2 separate regions of the Mus musculus genome follow, and region 1 is linked to region 2. Evidence: chromatin loops called from intact Hi-C (ENCODE). Cell type or tissue: left cerebral cortex. All regions are shown on one strand.

Region 1 (8,000 bases), 89 kb before region 2:
GATACATATGCACATATGTGTACATACAAGAACCCATTGCTGAACAAAAGTCCCAGGCACTCGTTCTTCCCATCAACCTCTCTGTGCCTCAACCTCTCCCCTTACCCCTGGGATTCCTAACACTCGTTAATCCCTTCATTCCTTCCCTACAGCTAAGAAAAGGCAGAAGTGGCCCCTGCCCCTTGTGTAGCTGTTTTAGTCTAAACAAGGTGACAAGCGTTCATCTAGTAGTCCAATTGTATAAATCGCAGCTTCCAAATGTGAAATGTAAATTATAAGCACTAGAAGGGTGAGCTGCGCACCTGGTGGCTGTGACAGAGGAGACTTAACCTACTCAGAGAAGCTGGCAAGGCTTCTGGAGGAAGGCAAACAAAGCTGGGAGCTGTGGACAAACAGAGACGACTATAGTGTTGGTTATTCCTCCATTGTTGTGATAAAATGCCAGACGGAAACAATTGGGAGAGCTGTGACTGGCAAGGCTTACTCCTGGAAACCTGACAGTGGTGGCCAGGAAATAAAGATCAGGCACACAGACATGGGTACAGAGAAGGTAATGTTGCGTGGTCTGTGTTCAGACTAGCCAGTTTGTTATGTAAGGCACACAACGGAGGAGTTTGCTAGGCCTTGGTAGGAGGTCTCTGAGGGAAGCAGTCTCGGGCAGCAGTTATCTGGGAGGGCACTGCAGTTGCTAGTTTTTGCTTGCTCTGCCAGTATCTGCACATGTGGCTGAGGGCCACTTTGCCAGTTCTCATGGGTCTGAGGTATTGGTCCTTGTCAATAATACACATTCACTCTGGACCTCACCGGCGGCCCCTTACCCCATTCATTCAGGGCTTCCTTGGCTCCCCACATGGGAGCAAAGATTTACTTTGGTCCACAGTTTCAGAGGGTCTCAGTCCAGCATGGCAGGAGAGGCATGGTGGAGTTGATAGTGGGCAGAACCTGTGGTGGAGACCTACATTATAGAGAAGCAATAGAGAGTGTTGCAGAGCCAGGACCTGGGCTAAAATCTGTCAAGGCCCACAGGAGTGTTCCAGATGCAGCTGTCACACTTGCTTTGGGCACCTTTGACCCTATCCCTTGGTTTTGGCTTTTGCTTCCCACTAGATTCCAGGTTTTTTGGTTTTTGTTTGTTTGTTTGTTTGTTTTGTTGTTGTTGTTGTTTTAATTAGGTATTTATTTCGTTTTCATTTACATTTCCAATGCTATCCCAAAAGTCCCCCACATGCTCCCACTCCCCCACCTACCCACTCCCACTTCTTGGTCCTGGTGTTCCCCTGTACTGGGGCATATAAAATTTGCATGACCAATGGGCCTCTCTTTCCACTGATGGCCGACTAGGCCATCTTTTGATACATAAGCAGCTAGAGACACGAGCTCCGGGGTACTGGTTAGTTCATAATGTTGTTGCACCTATAGGGTTGCAGATGCCTTCAGCTCCTTGGTTACTTTCTCTAGCTCCTCCTTTGGGGGCCCTGTGATCCAGTAGCTGACTGTGAGCATCCACTTCTGTGTTTGCTAGGCCCCAGCATAGCCTCACAAGAGACAGCTATATCTGGGTCCTTTCAGCAAAATCTTGCTAGTATATGCAATGGTGTCAGCGTTTGGAAGCTGATTATGGGATGGATCCCCAGATATGGCAGTTTGTAGATGGTTCATCCTTTCGTCTCAGCTCCAAACTTTGTCTCTGTAGCTCTTTCCATGGGTGTTTTGTTCCCAGTTCTAAGAAGGGGCAAAGTGTCCACACTTTGGTCTTCGTTCTTCTTGAGTTTCCTGTGTTTTGCAAATTGTATCTTATATCTTGGGTATTCTAAGTTTCTGGACTAATATCCACTTATCTAGATTCTAGGTTTTACTCAAGCCAGATTTCTCCAATTTCCCTAGCCTAGATTAAAATAGTCCTTTCTTCTAAGCCACCATCCTAACTTCTACTCCTTCAGGATAGAGTGAGCTGGGGTAAAAGGGCACTGGGTGGCTTTTAGCAAGGCTACCGTGTCCAGACCTAGGCCCTCCCTACACTCCTTCCTACACTGCTTACTGAATCTCCAGGCACACTCTGGCGGGCTTCTTCTCACACCTAATGGGTCATAATCAAACTTTGTGGTCCAGGCCTGCTCCCTGGCTGACCTCCCATGAATGCCAATCAAACTCTTGATCAGCCAATGGTTCTCAACCTCCCTAAAGCTGTGTCTCTTTAATACAGTTCCTCACATTGTGATGGACCCCAACCATAAAATTATTTTGTTATTACTTTATAGCGGTAATTTTGCTACTGTTAGGAATCGAAATGTAAATCTCTGATATGCAGAATGGTTTTAGGTGACCCCTGTGAAAGGGTTGCTTGAGAACCACTGCCCAGAGGTAGATGCACTTGGGGCTGGTGAGTTGAGGCTCTGGCTCAAAACCCAAGGAGCTAGGAAATTTTCTGACCTAGAAACAGGAGGCAGGGTCAAGTAGGTTTGGAGGTGAGAAAGTTCAGGAATGCCAAGTTCCTGTACTTGAGAAACAGAGGCAAGAGAACATGTCAAGGTCAGCTTGGGCTAAGTGAGACCCTGTTGCAAAGCAGAGGAGAAAAGGCCAAGAATGTAATGACATTGGGTATCTGGGAGGAGGCAGCCTAAAAGCAACTGGATAAATAGGCCTAGGTCTCAGCCACAAGCTGGAAGTAGGATTTTGAGAAATCAGCACAACGTTGGCATTTCATACAATCATACAACTGGTACATATTCAATTGTCTAGGAAGACAGCTGGATCCAACTACTAGCAGCTGGACTAAGAAACAGTGTTGAAGGAGACAGAGGAAAGTCTGACACTGGCCAGTCCAAGTAGGTCAGTGAAGGAAGGGAGCCTTTCTGGAGGAAATTTAAGAAGAATGTTGACGAATGCAGAGCTCTAGAAAGGACCTTCCAGTCCAGAAAACTTGTATCTGGAGCCTGAGAGAGACACGGAGGAGGGAGGGTTGTGAGGGAGTAAAGGCAGCCATGCTTAAGGAGAGACACTCAGGCACAAAAGGAGCAGCCAGTGCAGACATAAGAATAGGAGCTATGAAGGAAGAATACCAAGTTTGCAGCTGGCACAGTTGCCAACCAGATGTATGAACTAGGCAAGGGAGTTTTAGTGTCTCTGGGCCTCTGTTTCTCTTTTATAAAACACAGATTACGGTACAGGGAAAGTGGCTGGCACAATTAGTTTCAGGTATTTGACACATGTCTCCTAAGTCAGTGAAGGTGACCTCATGAGCCAGTCTGTGTCCCAACAGACAGACAGACAGCTAAAGTTAAGCATACAGGCAATATTTATCATCTGTAACTGTTTTCCATTTTAGTAGGAAACAACATGGTTTCTTTTGCCTCTGAAGTAAGAAACTAGTACAGTTGCTCATTTCTGAAGTCTCCATTCTCAAATGTGGAGCATCCAGGTGGCTGATTAGCCTGTGGGAATGGAGGGGCTGATGAGAAGTTCCAAGTGCTATGCATCTCAACTGTCACCTTCTCTGCAAGTCTTTGGCTCAAAGAAATACAGTAATGAAGGACTTGGAGATCCAACAAAGAGACATGGGGCTCTTAGCCAACCTCCCCTCCTTCCCCAGCTCTTTTCACTTCCATGGCAGTTGCTGGTTTTCCTCTTAGTGTTTATTTTCCTCTCTTTCCAAAGCAATAGAACTGTCATAATCATGTATGAGCACCTAACCTACCTGCATCCCTTGCAGCTAGGGTGCCTGTGGAACCAAGTTCTGACCAATGGCATGCAAACAGATATGTGTAACAGGCTTCCTGGTTGGTGTAAGCTTGGTCCTTTCTTACTTGCCCCTTTTTTCCCAAAAGCCATGTGGAACAAGGATACCCCAAATTTCAGGTCAGAGATTTCAGAAATGAATCAGTAATATTACTAGCTTCCTGTCTTAGAGGCAAAAGTGGCCAAACGATGTTTCCTAAAGACGGCAGACATCTTGAACACTGAGGACAGAGGGGCAGCATGGAGAGTCCAGAAGAGTCGATTGGCAGAACTATGGATCCCTAAGGAGTGTGTGGGCCACCACTTCTCTCCTCAACATTCCCTGCTGCTTCCAGATGTTCTTATGAGAGCAATGTAAACTCCCATCTATAGAAACCACTGCTATTTTGAGTACTTCAGCTGAATCCACTCCTAAATACAGCCCCCCAGGCAGCCCACATTCCCAGTCACTTTGTAGAACTATCTCAATTGCTACTAATTTAAACCAAGTGAATGAGAGAGGTTCTACTGCTTCTGACCCCAGTCTCCATCTGGCCAGAAACTCCACCAGAATCATAATGACAACCTGTGTTTATGAAGCACTTTCTTCAAGAGTGAGCTCATCAGAATCTTACAGAAGCTCTGTGATGCAGCCAGGGCTGCTAGCTCCATGTACTCCATTTCAAAGATAAGGAAACTCAGGGGAAGGGGTATAGTAATTTTGCAAACATTGCACAGGTGCAGAGACAAGAGAGCTGCAGCTCAGGGCTCTTAACAGAACACAGGGCTGCCAGCCTGCAGATGGTCCAGGGGCAAGGAAGGTACAAGGTAGGGTGGGGCTGAGGGTCTGGATTTTTAAAAACAGACAGGTGTTTTACATACTACAATGTTTTTATTGTGACAGAAACCCCTACCTAACATTATTTTAGTACACAGTGCACTGCCAATGTGTAATGAAGCATAATGCTGTATAAGTGGGTCTCTAGAACTTGAACCTTGTCTGACAAAATCTTTTTAAATCCACTGAACAGCAGCTTCTCATTCCCTCCTCCCTGTGCCCCGAGAGCCCACCATTCTGTCCTTTTCTTATTCCTGTGAGTTTGACTACGATAGACGGCTCACTAAGTGGGACTACACTGTGCTTATCCTTCAGTGACTGGTTTCTTTTGATTAGCACAGTGTTCTCAAAGTTCATCCATGTCGTCACATAGGACAGGACTTCCTTCTCTCATTAAGGCTGAAATATAGTCCATCTCAGCATCATTCCCAAGACCCAGGTTGTAGATGCTACCACACACCCATCGGTGCAAGAACACACAGAAAGCTTGTGGTATATGTGTCTTGAGGGGCTGCTGAACCCTGCCCAGGAGGTGTGTCCCACCTTGTAGTCCTCCTGTGGGCTCCCCTTGGTTGACAGACTCCAAAAATGGCTGAAGACTTCATCTCCGATCATCCGAGTGTTTGGCATTTACAGCAGGTATCCTGTGAGATGTTGCTGGGAAACAACATTCTGAGCAGGCTGCAGGGTGAGTGTGTGCGGAGAGTATCATTTATAACACAAGACAGAAAGCAGCATATGACATTGAAGAGGAAAAGATGAAGTTGAAAGCAACCCCATTCAGCCGGTATCTTTTGTCCAGTCTGTGCCAGACTTGGTGTAAAGATCTGAGAACGCAAGGACAGTGTGGTCCTTTCCCCCTGGATCTTATTTAATTCTGTTACCTTCCCAAGAGTCAATAGGTCCCAGGGGAGTAGCTTCAGTGCCTGAGACACACCTGGACATGTGAAAATGGGTCCAGAGTAGGAAATACCATGCAAACCATACATCAGAAGAGGAAGGCGGGAAGAAGAAACCTCCTAGGTCCTGCGTGAACCTGGCAACACAATACTAACAACATGCAAGCCGAGTTGCAAGTATCTGGGGATAGTTCAGCTACAGTGCATGTGACCAGAGCCCTAGAAATAGGGACTGTATTGGAGTGGTCAACGAGGGATTCATGGAGGAGAGAATAGTTCAACTGGGACCCACAGAGAGGAGACTGTTTTGAATAGATGGAGAAGAGAGGAGAGGTTCATGGTATTGTGAGCAAAAGCTGAAACACATGGATGGCGGAGAGCAGGGAGAAGACCCAGACAACCTGAACTAGGCTGGAGAGTCAATACCCTGCCAGGTCATCTGGGTTTGAACACCAGGCCTGGAATCTTGGGCTTCATTCCCTGTGTCACAGGGAACCACTTGGAAATGGATTTGTGCCCAAAAGGATGTAATCAGGGCGGTGTCTGTGCTGCAAACAGGCCTCTGGCAGGATGCGTAGGCAGGACAGTGAGTGACAGTCTGGGAGGCTGGGTGTGTGGGTGGGGTTCTCGAGTGGCTGGCAGCAGGGATGGGTATGGGAGATGGCAGGAAGAATAAACCCACAAGCCTTAGGATATGTCTTTCCATCAAAGGGGACATCACTGCTGACCAGACGGCTTCCAGGGGAGGAGTCTATGGGACAGACTACTCCAAAGCTTGGCTTTCAGCGGTTGGCAGCTCCTACCCAGCAGGAATCACAGGAGCCGGCATCACTGTGTTCTCCATGGGACTCAGCTTGCATCAGTGCCAGCTGGATCAAGCATATCCCTCCAGGGCTCCTGAAGCAGAGTCTACCTCAATGGTCCCGAGAAGTTGGAAAGGAGTAGTCATTTAGGCATGCCCAAGAGAGACACCAATCTCCTCCCTCAAAGTGACACTTACCTCATGGCTCCAGCCCACCCACCTGCCTCCTCCTCCACCCTAGGAGTGTTCGGCTTGGCAAGGTCCAAGTTCAGGCGCAAGGAGGCGTGGTGCAAACAGCCTGAAAGGCTCTGCCCAGAGTTGTGGCCCATCCATTCATCTCTGCCAGGAGTCGACACTGGGAGCCCTAAGGAGGGGTCCCTGTGATAGATGATGTTTCCAGAGCTTATTAACTGAGCTAGCTGGACTGGGCCTCTTCCGACTGATCTATGATCCAGGGACAGTTTTAAAGTATGTGGCTTTCCAGAACGGCATTATCGAAAAGAGTTAAAATTGAAGTCGTCACTCAAACCACTGCCATCTGTCACAGGCTGCCACCTATACCAACTCAGGGCAGGATGGGAAGGTAGGGAATAAACCTCCAGTCCATGTCACATATTGGAACATTAAGAGTTTCTGTTGTCCTCTCTGCTGCCTAGGGTATGTAAATGGCTGGTTCACTCCTGGCAAAGACGAAGGTGGAGCCTGGCAAGGGGTAGGAGTGGGCACCTCAAGCCAGCTTTCTGTAAAGAGGATTCTCATCTGAGCATGACTGAGGCGCATTCTGACGGACCACGTGGTATCCATGAGGCAGCCCTGATTAGCATTTACTGAACCTGTTCTTCACCTATACATAGACGATGCTTTCCCCGAATCTCGGTAACCCTGTCACGTGAGCACTATAACTAATATCTTGTGAAGAGGGAACCTGAGGCATGGAACTGGGGTCAAAGGATGCATGTAGGCCATACTGCAGGAAGTCTGCCAGGGTTTGAAGAAGAGGGTCTAGTTCTTAGAGTCTGGATTCTGGACCACACTGATGACTGGCACAGGTTGGGACCTGGAGTTTATATGCACACAAATGCACACATAGGCACACATATGCACACACATGCACAAGCAAGTGCACCTTTCATGCATGTATGCTTGTACACATATACACACAAGAGAGAAATGAAAGAGGAGCTCACTGCTCTTCTCCCTCAATACTCCAGAAGTCCTCCCCCACCCCCCGCACCATGCCCAGCTCTGCAGCTCACACACAACCTCTGCCCCTCCCTCCCTCTCCCCCTCTCCCTCCCCTCTGTCACACTTCATTCCTGGTCACAGCTTTAGTTATCTGTGTATTTGTCAATTTTTTGCTTTCCCTATTGGACTGGACTTCAAAAGGTCAGCAATAGCACACACATGGGGCTCACATCACAAAGGTGAAGCTAGGCGGCCTTTGGGCCCAGCTGACACAGGCCCCATTGCCAGATCCTACTCTCTTGTGCCCAACACAGGGTGCTGAGTCAAGAGCAACAGGTGGGTGATAGCGACTGAAGGACCTGGATCCAGAATGATGCATGGGCTACTCTGTAGCTCAGCATCACTAACAACAGTCTGCCTAGCTTCTCCAGGCTGCAGGGGACAGACCCAGCAAGCACAGGCCTCCGTGACACACATAGACTCAGACACACACATACACACAGAAGCACACACACATGCACTCATACACAGGCACAGACTCACACAGACACAGACAAACACA
Region 2 (8,000 bases):
GAGGATGAGGGGCCTGAGAGCTTGGTGCTCCTCGAGACACAGATAGCTCCCTCTCCAGGGAATCCTCATGGGACAGGTGAGAGGGGGGTTCTTTAGGGTCCTTCAGGACATGAGTCTGTGCAAGGTTCCCCCTTTGTGACCCCATCACCTCCCCAAGTCTTGCTGACAAGTACCTCACTCTTCTGGTTAGGATGTTAATGTTAATGGTGGTGGGGCACAGATGCTCAGCCCACAGCAAAGTCTCAGAAGCGAGCCACATGTCACCACCCCAGAAAGGTTCTGGGCTTCCCCTCCCCCAACCATGACTCATTTCGGACTGCTCCAGCAAGAATTGGTGCCAAAGAGACCAAGTCAGCCTTAGGGAGGCATCTGGCCCAGGAAGCCAGGCCCAACTGTGTTGGTACTCCCAAGCAGGCCTCCCAACTTCCTTGAAGATGTTCTCAGTGTCTCCCTGCTATATGGAAAGGAAAAAAGCCCCCAGCCTGCTCTGGAAGGGGCTGCTGAGAACATCAGGACAGAGCCATGCTGGCAGCCACCAACTTGCACAGACTAAAAGCCTGGCAGGAGGCAGGACACGCACTGCCTGGGGTCCCCCGCCTCTCTCTACCTGCCAAGACCAGGCTGCCCCTGGTCTCAGTCTGGATGGCACAGGTGTCTTTTGAGCTGCGGTTTAGAACGGTACTCTGTTTTAATGAAGGTGACTGTGTTTTTCCTCTGGCCAAAGCAATGGCCACAAACTAGTTAGCAGTAACGAAATTTCATTCTGTAAAGTTCTTGAGCCAGAAATCCCAAACCCAGGTGTCAGAAGGGTTGACCGTCTATCTCCAAGCCCACTGGAGAATCCTCCCTCTAAGCCCTCCTTCCAGGAATTCCAGACACTCCCGGGTCTGTACAGCCTAGAGTTCCAGCCCAGCACTGCCAGGCCTTCCCCGGTCTTCTGTGTGCCCCTCTCAAGACACTTGTAATTGAACTGAGATTCTTCCCTGGGAATCCAGGATGTCTTCCCTGGGTTAAACATGCCTACAAAGACTTTCTTCTTCTTCTTCTTCTTCTTCTTCTTCTTCTTCTTCTTCTTCTTCTTCTTCTTCTTCTTCTTCTTCTTCTCCTTCTCCTTCTCCTTCTCCTTCTCCTTCTCCTTCTCCTTCTCCTTCTCCTTCTCCTTCTCCTTCTCCTTCTCCTTCTTCTTCTTCTTCTTTCTTTTTTTTTTTTTTTTTTTGAGACTAGCCCTGGCTGACCTTGAATTCACAGAGATTTGCTTGACATTGTCTCCTTCTCCCAAGTGCTGGCCTTAACGGAGTCTATCACACATCCAGCTTTTTTTTTTTTTATTAAAAAAAGAGCGGTATCAAAAGATGGCCTAGTCGGCCATCACTGGAAAGAGAGGCCCATTGGACACGCAAACTTTATATGCCCCAGTACAGGGGAACGCCAGGGCCAAAAAGGGGGAGTGGGTGGGTAGGGGAGTGGGGGTGGGTGGGTATGGGGGACTTTTGGTATAGCATTGGAAATGTAAATGAGCTAAATACCTAATAAAAAATGGAAAAAAAGAGCGTGAAGTGTGTGTGTGTGTGTGTGTGTGTGTGTGTGTGTGTGTGTATGGAAGTCAGAGGACAACCTACAGGAGCCTCGGTTCTCTCTTTCCACCATGTGTTGTCCTGGGATTTGAACTCTTGTCGTCAGGGTTGGTGGTAAGTGCCTTTACCCCACTGATCCATCTTCCCTGCCATGCAAAGACCCCCAATTACAAATCAAGATATGCTCTTGTTTGTTTGTTTGTGTGTGTGTTTGTTTGTTTCAAGATAGATTATCACAATGTAGCCCTGGACAGTCTGGAATTCACTTTGTAGAGCAGGCTGGCCTTTAACTCTCAGAGATCCACCTGCTTCTGCCTCCTAGGTAGGTGCTGTGATTAAAGATGTGTGCCTCTGTGTCCTGCTCAGGATAGACATATATGCCCCTATGTTCTGAGTGTGGACTTAACTTGGGGAGATGGACTATTCAAGCCCACTGCGATATATTTTATTTTCCAAATCCTACTACCATAATGTGTCATATGCTGAGGAGTATGAATTAAGAGTGGAATTCAAAGGTCACACTCTTCCCCCAAACTCCATCCCCTCCCCTCTTTCCTCATCTCAGGGTTTCTCCAGGGAATCACTAGACAAGCAGGCATCCTCTGCCACCATCACTGTCCTAGCTGGGAGGTGGCCTTGCTCTTCCCATGGACTCCCACGTGCTCCTGAAGAACCAGGCCAAGCTCTGCCACATATCAGATCCTTGGACAGCAGAGGTGTGGTGGCTAAGGAGTGGGTGGCCTCTGGCATAGGAGCTTGGCTAGAAATACCAAGGGTCGATAGAAAGTGACCAGCAGCCCAGTGGGCAGGGGAAATGAAGAGGCTTAGACTGCTAAGAGATGCACAAGAAACCAAAGCGCCCTCCTTGGAGATAAGGATACACAACAGTCCAGCTTGTCACCTCCAAGCCTAAGCTCTGTATGTGTATGTTCAAGTGGTGGCTCATTTGCACCAGCCAGACCCCTACTTGATGAAGAGAGAAACAGTACTGAACTCAAAGGATTGTCTGAGAGCCTCAGTTAAATAAATGCTATAAAAATAAAATGTAGCTAAAAATAAGCCAGTTGTACTGACACACACCGTTGATCCCAGCACTTGGAAGGTAAAGATTATTCCTCAGTAGTTTGAAGCTGGTCTGGGCTACCTGAAACCCTGTCTCCAAAGATGAAACAAGCAAACAGACACGCAGCAAAAACAACGGACAGTGACAACAGTCTGGGAACAACTGACAAACTACCTGTCCCTTGTCCCTTGCCTCCAGATACACAGAAAGGGTAGCAGAGAAGGGACAAGCAGAGCCTGGCCACTCCGTGTGGTGGCCTCCTGAGAAGGTGGATTGAACCAGATGAAGGTACAGGGCAGCAAGGGTCAGGGTCAGGTACGAGGGACAGGCAGTGTCAGATAACTGCTCCTCCAGGACAGAGGACAAGACCTCTTGCTCTCAGCTTGGCTCCCTTCCCCCAGCAGTTAGTGTATCAAGGCAGGGCCCCCTTTTTTTCTTAGCTCTGCTCTTGTCTTGGTGACTATCACTGAACCTGGCATTCAGTAGAAGATTTGGGCAAAGCCCACTGGCAGGGGCCAGGCGGGAAAGAAGCTGAGGCACTCACCCAGAAGATGCTAACGAACTGAGCCGATTAATTGAGCCAATTATGGAAGCTTCCCGGGAGGGATGGGAGCAAGCCTGGCTCCTGGGGACCAGGTGCGGAACCGTAAGAGTGGCTGATAGAAAGAGCTAGCCTGAACTCTGTGTCCCAACCCCTGCCATTCTGCACAGGTTTGAGATGGAGGGCTGGACCCATGCTGCCACAAGAACCTGGCAACTTTGGTCTCTTGAGCTGCCCATATGGGCGGTAGGCTGGAGAAAGGGTGGGTACCCGGGACAGTGCAGGAAGAGAGGCGCTGAGCAAATGAATGACTAGGTGAAGGGATGAATTACCTTGCCCGACACGCCCTCAGCTAATTTTGGAGTGTGAATGGAAGTGTGAGTGAATTCGGTTCATGAATCACGGCGGAGTGCTGAGGGTGTGCCGGAACAGAGCACAGAGAGCCTCCCACTCCTCCTCTCCACCGGTCTCCACAACCAAGAGGCAGGCCCCCTTGCTACTGTGGCTTTGTCTCCTTGACAGTCTCCTCGTGGCTGATGCGTGAGCAAAGGAGTCGGCATTGAACTGGAGTCCTCCGGGCTGCAGAAGCTCCGTGGAGCCCAGCGGGAGGTGCGCATGGGCCTGGGAGTCAGAACGTGAACTTGGATGTGAGTTTGCAGGAGTGAAAACCTGAGACCTGAGTGCCTGGGCACACAACACAGGATGCAGGAGCCCCAGAAGCATGCCCCCTTCACGGATGTGTGTCTCTGAGAACACTGGTCCTTCCCTGGTACCTTGATTTGACTTGGAAACAGTCTCTGGCAGCACCATGCCCAGCTGAAGGCAAAGGTCAGGTTCCAGCTGAGAGCAGAGGCCCCTCCAAGGCCTCCTCTCCACCCCCACACCCCATACCCTGCCTTCAAGCTTTCTCAGGCTCCCCCCTCCTACCTGTGCTGTCTCCACCCACGGGCCAGAGGGTTGGCTCTTAAAAGAGGCAAATCTAATTGCCAGCCGTTTCTGCCGTGTTTTGTTTGTGTGAATGGTTAAAAGTCTCTTTATTTGGATGAGAGAGGCTATACTCAAATTAAGGCTGAAAAGAGCTCTCTCCCAGAATCAGTTTTATCAACATATAATTTACATAAAACAAGATGCATTTATGTTAAATGTATAGATAGCTTTTTTTTTTTTTTTTTTTTTTTTTTTACTATTTTTGTTTTTGTTCTTGTTTGAGACAGGGTCTTACAATGTAGCCCAAGCTGATTCCCCTGGGGGCGGGGGGGGGGGGGACGGGACGGTCTGACCTCAATTCTTCAAGCTTGCCTAGCAAGCAAACACTTTATCAACTGAGCTAGCAGACCCCCAACTCCCACACACCCACAGCCCACCCCCCTGCCCAGCACAGTTCTTGAGACAGGTCCTCACTCTAGCCTAGGCGGGCCTAGAACTCACTCTGTAACCCAGTCTGGTCTTCAAAGCCACGTCAGTCCTTCTAACCCAGCCTCCTGGGTGTTGGGATTACACGTGTGAGCCTGGCTTTCCATCCCACTAACAGACATTGACACCCGGGGCCTTCTGCGAGACAGAATCTCACTAAGTTGCTGTGTCAGCTGTTCTTCTCACTTTCATTGATGTGATCAAAGACCTGACAAGAAACAGGTGAAGGGCAGAAAGGTTCCTTTGACTCCGTCTGAGGGTACGTGGTTTACTGTGGCAGGGAAGTCCTGGTGGAAGAGTTGGAGTGCGTGCCAGATGGTCACATCTTAGAAGACCAGAAAGTGGAGGAAAGAGAAAGCCAACACTCACCTGGCTTTCTCCTTATTCCCCTTTTATTCAGCCAAGGTGTTGGCCCCTCACCCCTGACACCCACATTCAGAGTGACTCTTCCTTTCTCAGCTAAACCTCTCTGGAAACATTTTCACAGACATGCCCAGAGTTGTGTCCCCTAGGTGAGTCTAAATCCCGTCACAGTGACAATAAAGATCAAACATCACAATTACTCAGGTTGGCCCTGAGACTTCTCTGTCTCTGCCAGGGCTACTCATTCCCCAGCCTCTCTAGTAGCTGGGGTTACAGGTCAGGCTACTTTCTTGCTTATGACACACACTTGGTGTTGATTGAATCCTGGATTATATGGTTTTACATATAACATTCTTCTCTCCTACTTGACCACAAGCTGTATACAGGAGTCATGCCCCTGTCTCCTGAGTACCTGGCACTGTTTCTGACAGAGGAGCTACTTGGTGGATGTTTCAGGAGACTGCACAAAGATATGGATGGCTGAGACCCAGGGAAGCCCAAGGCTTAAACAGAGACCTGGGCAGCCAGACTCAATAGTGATCCTACCCAGATCCAGAAAGGGAGGGAACAGAGCAGGCAGGAGAGAAAATGACTCATCTACAGAGATACATAGCAAAGAAGGAAACTGCCGTTCAGCAACTTCTCCACCTTCCCTACTGTGGGGGAGTGAATGTTCCAGCCCCCGGTGAGCTGGGGTGGTGATGAACACTCAGAGCTTCAGGGCCCTTTTAACAGGCCTGGAGCAGCCACCAGGGAGTTCTCAACCCAGAGAGGCATTCAGGGCTCCCCCCCACTGCCTCTACCTTGTCCCCGAGTCCCCCTACAGCAGCTGTCTCCACCCCACCTCAGAGACTGTGTGAGTGATCTGCTCCGAGAGAGCATGGCAGCCATCCTGAAGGACTGTGAAAAGCAAAGCAACCTCACTTCTCAAGACAGAGGGCAGGGTGACCCAGGTCATGGGACGTATCCCACAGCACAGTGACAGGACCAGAGGCAGGAACACCAAGACCTGAACTAAGCTTAACTGGAGGAGATTCTCAGAAACCCCTCTGAAGCATGAAGGCAGGGACTGGGGAATGAGTGGGGAGAGGTAGAATTCTCGCCTAGCATGCACAAGACCCTGGGTTCTGACCCCAGTGCCCCGTAGGCTGGGTATGGCAATCTCAGCACTCAAGAGGCAGAAGCAGGAGGATCAGAAGTTCAAGGTTATCTTTAGCCAGGAAGTGAATTTGAGGCCAGCCAAGGCTACATGCATGAACCCGTGTCTCCAGAAGCTCGGGGACTCTGTGCCTCTGAGCTGCCCCAGACTCCAGTTGCGGGGGATGGAGAGAGAGAAAACTGGGACCAGGGGCCAGGACTTGTCCTGCCTGTCATCCTCTCCATGACTCCTCAGGGATGAGTCACCATAGCCCAAACCCAGACTCCAAGGATGACAAAGTAAGCAGGTGGGAGAAACAGGGCTCTGACTGAGCATGGTCCCGGTCTCCTAATCCTAAAGCAGGGAGACAGAACCACTTACATCTCCACAGAGCTCGCCAGGATTAAATAAGATGACAGATGTAACATCCTGGCTCACAGTTAGTATTCAAAAGATGGCAGCTCCTGTCACTAAGAAACCTTCAATTTCTGAAGAGTGTGTGTTTAACCTTCCCACTTGTGGAGTGCTTGTGGTTTATGAAACACTAGCCTGTTTACTTCTTCTTTTGATCCTTACACAACTGTGTGTGTTGTATGTTTGCATGTTTGTGTGTATGTATGTATGTATGTATGTATGTGGAGGCCAGAGTCACATCAAGTGCCTTCCTCAATTGCATTCCACCTTATTTTTTCTGTTGTTGTTTTTCTATTATTTTATGTTTATCTGTGTTTTACCTTCAGTCCAAGGGTATTCAAAGGTTTTATGGAAGCCTTAAGAAGAGAGACACGCCCCCCCCCAAAAAAAAAGCTGGAGATGGTTCAGTGGTTAAGAGCACTGACTGCTCTTCTGAAGGTCCTGAGTTCAAATCCCAGCAACCACGTGGTGACTCACAACCACCAGTAATGAGATCTGACACCCTCTTCTGGTGTGTCTGAAGACAGCTACAGTGTACTCATAATAATAAATAAATCGGTGGCGCAGACGGCAGGCAGAGCTGGTCACATTGTGCTGGGGCTCCGTGCTGCCTGCAGTCCTGAGAGCCTGCTACGAGCTCGAGCTCAGCCATGGAGCCTGTCCCCAATGGCCCAGCCGCGCTCGGCCCTGCTGCCATCCATAAGGGCTGGTTCCGAGAGACCTGCAGCCTGTGGCCCGGCCAAGCCCTGTCGCTGCAAGTGGAGCAGCTGCTGCACCACCGGCGCTCGCGGTAACAAGACATCCTTGTCTTCCTGAGTAAAACCTACAGCAACGTGCTGGTTCTGGATGGTGTCATCCAGTGTACTGAGAGGGACGAGTTCTTCTACCAGGAGATGATCGCCAACCTGCCGCTCTACAACCACCCCAACCCGTGGAAGGTGCTGATCATCGGGGGTGAAGATGGGAGCGCCCTACGGGAAGTGGTGAAGCACCCCTCTGTGGAGTCTGTGGTCCAGTGCGAGATCGATGAGGATGCCATTAAAGTCTCTTAGAAGTTCCTGCCTGGCATAGCTGTTGGCTTCTCCAGCTCAAAGCTGACTATCCATGTGGGTGTTCATGAAACAGAACCAAGATGACTTCGACGTCATCATCACCGACTTCTCAGACCCCATGGGCCCTGCTGAGAGCCTCTTCAAGGAGTCCTATTACCAGCTCATGAAGACAGTGCTCAAGTAAGATGGCATCCTCTGCTGCCAGGGTGAGTGCCAGTGGCTGCACCTGGACCTCATCAAGGAGATGAGGCACTTCTGCAGACCTCTTTTCCCTGTGGTGGGCTACGCCTACTGTACCGTTCCCACCTATCCCAGTGGCCAGATCGGCTTCATGCTGTGTAGCAAAACCCGAGCACCAACTTCCAGGAGCCTGTGCAGCATTAACACAGGCCCAGGTGGAGCAGATGCAGCTAAAATGCTATAACTTGGACATGCAACGCAC

The links. A loop is a pair of places that touch in the nucleus more often than their neighbours do. Peaks named below come from ENCODE experiments on the same cell type or tissue, not always from the same donor. Only the 100,000 strongest peaks of a DNase experiment are listed, where the experiment ranks them.
Region 1: a loop joins it to region 2, with 2.0 times the contacts of the local background. A loop is called at or near these places in 2 of 42 quality-filtered maps.

What each region holds. Positions count from the first base shown.
Region 1 is chr9:43,587,355-43,595,354 of GRCm38, forward strand. No RefSeq gene overlaps it. Among named protein-coding and RNA genes, the nearest start is that of Gm29909, 17 kb to the right of the region's middle. In left cerebral cortex, no CTCF peak of the experiment used is centred here; DNase peaks (open chromatin) are centred at 4,248, 5,263 and 6,043.
Region 2 is chr9:43,675,895-43,683,894 of GRCm38, forward strand. It overlaps the pseudogene Gm5364. Among named protein-coding and RNA genes, the nearest start is that of Gm29961, 35 kb to the left of the region's middle. In left cerebral cortex, no CTCF peak of the experiment used is centred here; DNase peaks (open chromatin) are centred at 3,611, 4,081, 5,595 and 6,445; H3K27ac peaks cover 229 bases.